Linked DNA regions of Homo sapiens: region 2 is linked to region 1. The links are chromatin contacts, found by Hi-C or POLR2A ChIA-PET in ENCODE. All regions are on one chromosome and are shown on one strand. Each heading gives the region's core, a stretch centred on a gene start or an enhancer-like site at or near the end of the contact. The rest is flanking DNA. Distances are from core to core; before and after follow the strand shown.

Region 1 (4,266 bases), core at 1,246-3,745:
ATAGTAGGGAGTGGTTGAGGATGAAACTGGAAGCAGGATGGGGGTCTGAGGAGGCTGGTAAGGCCTTGGCCATCAGAGCAGGATGTTTGGATGGGAGCCTGCTAGTCTGAAGGTCTTCTCTCTCCTCAGGTCGGAGTCCCTCTGAAGAACCAAGAGGTGGAGGATATAGTGATCTACCTCAGCTCTCTTGGGAAGCACAACACCATCACCATGGATATCCTGGCCAATACCTACAAGCAGTGGTCTATGGCTCAGCAAAGGAGCAGCCTGGCCACTGCAAGGGAGCGTGCGTACCCCTCCCCATCCTGTGCCTCCACCTCCCCGTCCTGGGAGCAAGCATGGTGCAGGCAGCCTTGGCCTCTCCTCCAAACTCACTTCCTCAGTGTGTTCCCCAGTTTTGGCCGACTGTGGTTTGGCCAAGCCTCTGGAAATTTTCAGGCCCAGAGATTAACTAAGGAGTAGATATTCCCTTGAGTGCCCAGCTACCACTGTGTCCATTCAAAGACAAATGAGTCCCAGCCCTTGTTCTTAGAGGAGGATACTCAGCCCACCAGAGCCCACCTGAGAGGCTGAGAACTGACCCAAATGGCAAGCCTTTCCAGAGACATTTATGTGTGTGTGGGTCCAAGGCCTCCTCACTATTAATCCATAGCTTATTGATAAAATTCTTGTTCAGAACCAGAATTAGCACATGTTTACAGTTTACTGGAAAGTGTATTTTGGTATTCTGCTATCAGGGGTATTATGGCAGGGTTGCTGTCAACAGTTGTAAAGGTTGTACATGGCTCAAGTTCCATCTGCCAAGCAATACATTTGTGGGGCCACATCTGTCCAGACAAGGCACAGAGGCAAATTAGAAATGGACTTGCTAAAGCTCTGGCTGTGAATTTACTCTACAACACAAAGGTGCATTGTATAATATTTCTTTATATCTTAGTACCATTCTTGTAGTAAACAAACAAACAAAAAAGAACCATTACAACCACCCACCCATTCTAGCACCCTTCCCAAACATAGCCACAGCTTTGTTTTTCTAAATGAAACAAATCTTGCTCTGTTCCCATCTACCAGGTTGGCAGGAACTTAATCTCATGCATGTTTGGGGCTTCCTTGTCCTCCCTGAGTCACACAGGAGCCCTGGAGGAGGCAGTGGAGGGGTTTCCTAACAATGGTAAAGATCTGGGGTGAGGCCGTTGGAGTTTACAGTCACACCAAGAGGAGTTACTCAGCATCCTCACTGGAGTGGCTCATTTGGGGACAGCAGGCAGCTCAGAGCATCCATTCCTCAGTCCTCCAGGAGATTTTCAATGTCCAGTCTCAACCAGCTGCCCTGCAGAGAAACTATCACCTCCCAAGCAGGGTCTCTGCCTCTCTCAGAGCTCAGGGAAGCTCAGCACCCCAACAGTCGCTCCTGCATGTGTCACCACCCCAACAGTAGTAATCTCCTTTATGTCCAGCACATTTTTAAGGTCACCTCAAGTTGGGCTGCTTTCCCTCTGATACTCTTTGTGCCTTTTTGTTATAAATTACCAAGCTTATCATTATCTGTGTAGCTGGCTGTGAGTCATTTCAATGACCACAGTGTGCTGTGATGCATATTCGCAGCAGAGATATTTTGGGTCCTGTTATTTCCCAGTAAGTAAACACAAAGCCAAGCAGCAGACCTTTGCTCTCATGGTGCTACTTTGGCGTCATCACTGAGTTCTTTTTCCCTGGTGAGCAATAGTGGGTAAGATAGGTAGACTGGGGTGTGTAAGAATTAAAGAAAGAGGAAAGAAACAGGAAAGGTGGCTCAATAGTCAAAGACAGGTTTATTTTAGAGAAAACAAACCTGAGAGGGGCTGCTGGCTGAGTTAGGTCAGAGCCACATTCTCTTACAGACTAAGAGTTTTTAAGGATTCACAGTGGAAGAGTTTATCAGAGGCTTGGACTGCTTCTCTGTCTCTTTGTTGTGTTTATCTGGGAGGCAGAGTTGCGTGTCTGTTTCCATACATCTTTCTGCAGCTGCAGGCATATCCCCCAAGTCTGCTTTTAGCTTCCCTATCTTAGTGCACCTGAAGGGAAAGGAATGTGCTTATTAAGGCCCACAGTTTTACTGGGGCCCATTGTATGAGGGTGAAGTTTGGCAGTCACCCAAGAGACTTTCCCCCGACCTCCCTCTGTGCCTGAGCTGTCTTGTCTGTGTTTTACTGTCTGCTCTTTCTGGCTGCTTATAGTTAGAAGAGAAGTGATTTCCTTGAAATGCATGAGGCTAGAAAGGGAGCTGGAACTTAAAGTGGCGGTGTTTGTCCCAGATGACGGTGCTCCTGCTCTGTCCGGGTGTCTCTCACTTTGTCTAAAGAGGCAAGAGTTTGAGCGTCTTGGCAGGGGTGCCTTCTTCCAGTAGTTCTTCTTGCAGTAGCTCTTCTTCATTCTTGCAGAATGATCTCAGTTTATCCTTTATGTCCGCAGAGGTCAGGATTGCTATTCCTGCTTTACGAGGAGGAAGCTGGAGCTCAGAGAGGCTGAGCCACTTGTTCACAGCCTCAATAGAAGGTGGTAAGGTCAGGATATTATTTCAGCTTGAGACGATGAAGGTCTGAACCAGGGCAGGGACAATGGGATTCTTTCATTCATTGGAATCTTTGTTGAGCAACTACTATGTGCCACTTCTAGAAACTGGGAACACAGCAGTGGGCCAGCCAAAGCCCCAGCTTTCGATGAGCTTGCACCTAAAGGGCTGGTGGTCAGGGACGGCCTCTCTGAGAAGCAGACATTGGAGCTGACATCTGAGTGATTGACAGGAACTAGTCTTGGGGGAAGCACAATCTAGGCAGATAGAACTGTGAAGGCAAAGGCCCTGGGGTAGGATAGCTTGCAAGAGACAGAAGGTGGTCAGGGTGGCTGGGTGGAATGGGTGAAGGGTGAATGGTATGCCATGGACCAGGTGGGAAGGCAGCTGAGGCCAGATGGTACAGCAGGGCCTTGTAGCCCAGGGAGAGGACTCTGGGTTTTGGTCTAAATGCTGTGGGAAGCCAAGGGAATGAGGCGATCTGGTCGGTCGGTCAGTCTGTCTATCTATCTATCTATCTATCTATCTATCTATCTATCTATCTATCTATCCATCCATCTACACATATCCAACATAAGGAGACTCATGCAATGGGGTCTCCTTATGTTGCCTAGGCTGGAGTGAAGTGGCTATTCACAGGTGTGATCATAGCTTACTGCAGCCTCAAATTCCTGGGCATAAGCAATCCTCCCACTTCAGCTTCCTGAGTAGCTAGAACCACAGGCGTGCCACTGCACCCTGCTTTATATATGTGTATATATATTTTTGGGGGGGGATGGAGTCTTGCTCTGCCATCCAGGTTTGAGTGCAGTGGTGTGATCTCTTCTCACTGCAACCTCCACCTCCCGGGTTCAAGCAATTCTCCTGTCTCAGCCTCCCAAGTAACTACTACAGGTGCACACCACTGCACCCGGCTAATTTTTGTATTTTTAGTAGAGATGGGGTTTCACCATATTGGTCAGGCTGGTCTTGAACTACTGACCTCAGCTGATCCACTCGCCTCAGCCTCCCAAAGTACCCTGCTCTATATTTTTTGTTTGTTTGTTTTTGAGAGGGAGTCTCACCGTGTCACCCAGGCTGGAGTGCAGTGGCACGATCTCGGCTCACTGCAACCTCCAGGTCCCAGGTTAAAGCAATTCTGCCTCAGCCTCCCGAATAGCTGGGACTACAGGCACGTGCCACCATGCCCGGCTAATTTTTTGTATTTTTAGTAGAGACGGGGTTTCACAGTGTTAGCCAGGATGGTCTCGATCTCCTGACTTCATGATCCGCCCTCCTCGGCCTCCCAAAGTGCTGGGATTACTGGCGTGAGCCACCGCGCCTGGCTATACTCTATATTTTTTAAAGATCCTATTTGCTGCTTGGTGAGACAGGGTGACAGGACGAGAATGGCAACCAGAGGGCTGGGGTTGGTGCAGTAAGGGACGCCATTAGTGGAGATGGAGAGGAGGGCCACATCTAAGGTACAGCTTAGGTGGCTTAGGTGGGCACTGCCCAGACGTGTGGGAAGGGAGCGGAGGGGTGGCCTGGTGCCTGCTGGGTGACACTGGATAACTGCTTGGCAGGTTCCGTGGCTGGGCACCCTCTTAGTCCCTCCTTCCTTCATCTCTTCCCTCTGACTCCAGATTATATCTTGGCCAAGCACAGAGATTCCCTGAAGGGTCCGCTCAAGAAGCAGGAGGTGGATTCAGCCCCACAGCTTCCCAAAGTGGACC
Region 2 (4,119 bases), core at 1,620-4,119, 48 kb before region 1:
GGTACTGTCCTGCACGCTTTACACTCATGAGTTTGTGTGCATTTCACAACAATCTCGTCAAGTCAGTATTTTTATCCCTATCTGTCAGATGAGGAACGTAAAGCTCCAGCTCAGAAAGATTTAGTAACTTTCCTGAGGTCACATGGCCTGTCAATGAGAGATTCTGGATTCTAATTCAGGTCTAGCATCAAAGTGTGGGAGGGAAAGCTTTCTTCCCCACACATGCTGCCTGGACAATGACAGCCTCACATTTTCAACAAGCCTCCACTCAGTATAGCTGGATGTTGAGGCTTGTTGCTAAGTAACTGCATGAAGGCAACTTGTAGTTCTCTTTTGCTTCATGATCAAAGGCACAAGTCTTTCCCATCGAGGAGACGAAGAAAGAAGAAAAAAGGAAATACAGGGGCCTAAACCAACTACCTAACACAAGACCTTCTCTGCTGCATGAAATAATTGGATTTTGAGAGTCTGTGTGGAAGATGAAGGAACATAAATCTTATCGTCAGAGCTGCACTTACCTGCAGCAGATGATCTTGCTGCTTGATTTGTGTTTGGAGACAGACTTCTGTTCAGGAGACCACAACCCTTCAATGCACAATAATATAAAAGAAGATGGATTGGTTGGAATACTACCCAGCAATAAAAAGGAACAAATAATTGAAACATACAACAACTTAGATGGATCTCCAGGATTTTATGCTGAATGAAAAAACATAATCTCAAAAGGTCATATACTGTACGATTCCATTTATATAACATTCTTGAATGACAAAATTATAGAAATGGAGAACAGATTTGTGGTTACCAGGGTTTGGAGATAACTGGAGGTAAGGTGAGTAGATATGACACTAAGTGGTAACTGCATGGTGATGGCTTAGTTCTGTGTCACGCTGATGGCAATCTACACATGCGATAAAACAACAGAACTATATAATATACACACTTTGTGCCAGTCTCAGTTTCCTGGTCTTGATATTGTATAATAGTTACATAAGATGGATCCACTGGGGGAAACTGGATGAAAAGTACATAGACTTCTTGGTACCATCTTTGTAACTTACTATGAATCTATCATTCTTTCAGAAGAAAAATAAAATAGATTGGTAAAGTTCTAGCCAACTTTTCAGGGATTTGACTCTCAAAGAAATGACAGTTTCATTGTTTATAACTTTGACACTGCAACCAGAGTATAACCTAGCATTTAAAATAACAATGATGCTTTCTGAAAATCTAGTTTTCTTTCATAGGTCTCAATCACAACACATGACTCTATCTGAGCTGTGCCTCTCCCATGGCACACTGGTCACCTAAGGCTTGCTCCCCCCTGTCCCAGATGCCCTGGCTCAGTGCCTCATAGCAAGTGTATGTCTAGACAACATAAGCAAATTCTTCTATTTGCCAAGTTGCGAAGTACAATCAAGAAGGTAACTCCAGTGCACAAATACATGGCCAAGTGCAACATCAAACAAGTTATTTTTTGCCTTTCCCCTGGTCCAGAACGCTTCCTCCAAACATTTTGACGTGTGCACATGTTATCTGTGTTCCACTAAGCCTGCCTGGAGCCCCAAGCTGGAAGAAACTCCTTCCTCCTGGGCCTCCTTCAGCAGTGCTTAGCAGAGCAGGCTCTGTATGCAATCACCTGGTCTAAAGTCCAAGCCCTGGTTCCTCCACTTACTAGCTAAGGGACCTCTACCTCTTTTTCATCAGTAGGGTGGGAATGAGAATAATACCTGACACCTCAGGGGCTGTCATAAAGCTCAAATAGAAATTCATTTCTAATCCTTAGAACAGTGCCTAGCACACTGCAAGCATTCAATAAATACTAGTACTTAATATTATATTTTTTTTAATCCCACCTTCTCCTAAGACCACAAGCTCCTTGAGGGTAGGGATTCTATTTTGCCTTTTTAATATTCCAGTGTAAGCACACAGACCAGTGCTTCACATGAAGAAAATGCTATAAAATATGTTAAACAAATGACAGGCCTTTCTCCATGTATTTATACAATTGGCTTTCAATTCCATTCTCTCTTTTGAACCTCAGAACCAGAACCGTATCAGTGAGACACAGTGAGTAGCATGCTCCTTTTAGATAAGGGAACTGGAACACTGAGAGGGATTAGGCCTCTGACTCCTCATCTAGTGACTTCATTGTATCCACTAGCAACGAACACAGACTGATAGAGCTGAAAACAGAATCAACCATTAATGGAAATAACCTACAAGCCTCTGCCCAATTTCACTCCCTTCCTCCCTCCACAGACATTTTACTGACACCTCTTTTGTGCCAGTACTACACCAGTGCTGTAATGCTGGCACGGGACCGTGGCCAGGATGAACTCCTCAAGGTGTTCAGCCCCTCAGGGAGGACAGCTACAGCCACCTAAACCAGTAATGACGACAAATTGCACAAGAAGTAGAACCGCAACAGTGAAGAATTTCACATAAACATAGATGTGGGTCAATACAAAGGTGAGGACAACTGCACTGTCTCTGCCAGGGTGAGTCAGGGAAGGCTTCCCAGAGGCAGCAACACCAAGGGAAGGCTTCCCAAAGGCAGCAACACCAAGTTATGCCTGTGCCCTCCCAATCTTGTTACCATTTCCTTTGCTGGGGCCCTTCCTGTAGTCTCTGATGTCTTACCAGAGTAAAGGTCACCATTCACTGTCTTGGTTTCCACACAATTTAAAGAATAACTGTCAGCCTCCCCTCAGCCATTGAAGGTAGAGAAGTAGTATTAACTCTCTCAGGATAAAATCACCATATTCTGAATGCATTTTAGCATTTTTAGCCCAGATTTTCAGTTATTCCAGGACAGGACATCAGGAATCAGAACGTACCAAAGTCACTGGAGGAACAAGATGCCAGTTGATGAGTAATAGGATTGTAGGAGACACATTGTATAGCATCATTGTGCCTGGGAAGTAAACAACTGTAGATTACTATGCAGCAAACCACAAAGATTTCAGTGGCTACAACTGAAGATTTTAATAATGAGCCCACAGCCTCTGACTTTAGACCACATGCTCTTCTGCAAGTGACCAACAAAAAGCACAGAAATTAATTCTCCTACTCCTAAAGAATTAATTCTCCTTCTCCTCACCCACTGTTTTCTTATTTGTAGAGATGGGGACTCACTTTTGGCCAGGTTGGTTTTGAACGCTTGGCCTCAAGCAATCAATCCTCCCACCTTGGCCTTTAGGTGCTTTATCTGTGGCTGTTACTCTTACTGTTTTGTGGAGGCCCAGAAATGGAAGATGGAGGTGCAATGAAGACATCACAGACCAAGATCTGGAAACATGACAAATCCTTAGACAACAATGAAAGCTGAGCAAATCATGTACCATGCAAGGCGTCTCAACCCGTTTTAGTCCTTCACTTGTGGGTAATACTTTACTTACAACTTCACTCATTCATTCATTCCTTCAAAAATTGTTTGTTGATTTGTACACCCATGTTCATAGCAGCATTATTCATAATAGCTAAGAAGCAGAAGCAACACAAGTGTCCATCAACAGATGAATGGATAAAGAAAATGTGGTCTATATATACAATGGAATAATATTCAGACTTAAAAAGGAAGGAAGCTGAGCCCAGTGGCTCACACCTGTAATCCCAGCAGTTTGGGCGGCCAAGGGAGAAGGATTGCTTGAGCTCAGGAGTCATAGTGAGACCTCGTCTTCATAAAAAAAAATAATAATAAAGAAAAAAAAGGAAGTAAATTCTGACACATGCTACAACACAGAAAGTAAATTCTGACACATGCTACAACACAGATGAGCCTTGAGGACATTACGTGAAATGAAATAACTCAGCCACAAAAGAACAAACATTGTATGACTCTACTTATATGAGGTATGTAAAGCAGTCAAACTCAGAGAGACAGAAAGTAGAATGCTGGTTTTCAGGGGCTGGGGGTAGGAGAGAAGGGTGAGTAGGTATTTGAAGGATATAGAATTTTAGTTTAGCAGGATAAAAGAGTTTGGGAGATTGGTTGCACAACAATGTAAATGTATTTAACATTAAACTGTAAACTTAAAAAGTAGTTAATATGATAAATTTTATGTCATGTATATTTTACCACAATTGAAAAGAGGCCAGGTGCAGTGGCTCGTATCT

Evidence for each region. Hi-C counts contacts between places; a loop is a spot of excess contacts on that map. ChIA-PET counts read pairs that join two places held with the same protein, here RNA polymerase II (POLR2A). Pooled maps may share reads with other maps.
Region 2: a pooled map shows a loop between it and region 1 (2.7-fold over the local background). The contact joins two enhancer-like sites. A Hi-C loop is called at or near these places in 1 of 37 single-sample maps with no recorded cell type and 2 of 50 pooled maps. POLR2A ChIA-PET finds 5 or more read pairs at or near these places in 9 of 52 experiments (AG04449, B cell, GM10248 and 6 more).

The regions. Positions count from the first base shown.
Region 1 is chr3:129,411,265-129,415,530 of GRCh38, reverse strand. It overlaps EFCAB12 (EF-hand calcium binding domain 12), which reads left to right. Exons shown (of 9, transcript NM_207307.3): 4 at 130-286; 5 at 4,177-4,266. Among named protein-coding and RNA genes, the nearest start is that of EFCAB12, 15 kb to the left of the region's middle. RefSeq lists an enhancer at 4,248-4,266. Within about 2 kb of position 2,495, at least 6 of the 41 ENCODE cell types and tissues checked have a DNase peak (open chromatin) inside an H3K27ac peak, as active enhancers do.
Region 2 is chr3:129,460,026-129,464,144 of GRCh38, reverse strand. It overlaps IFT122 (intraflagellar transport 122), which reads right to left. Exons shown (of 30, transcript NM_052989.3): 5 at 2,841-2,917; 6 at 519-585. Among named protein-coding and RNA genes, the nearest start is that of IFT122, 22 kb to the right of the region's middle. Within about 2 kb of position 2,869, at least 8 of the 41 ENCODE cell types and tissues checked have a DNase peak (open chromatin) inside an H3K27ac peak, as active enhancers do.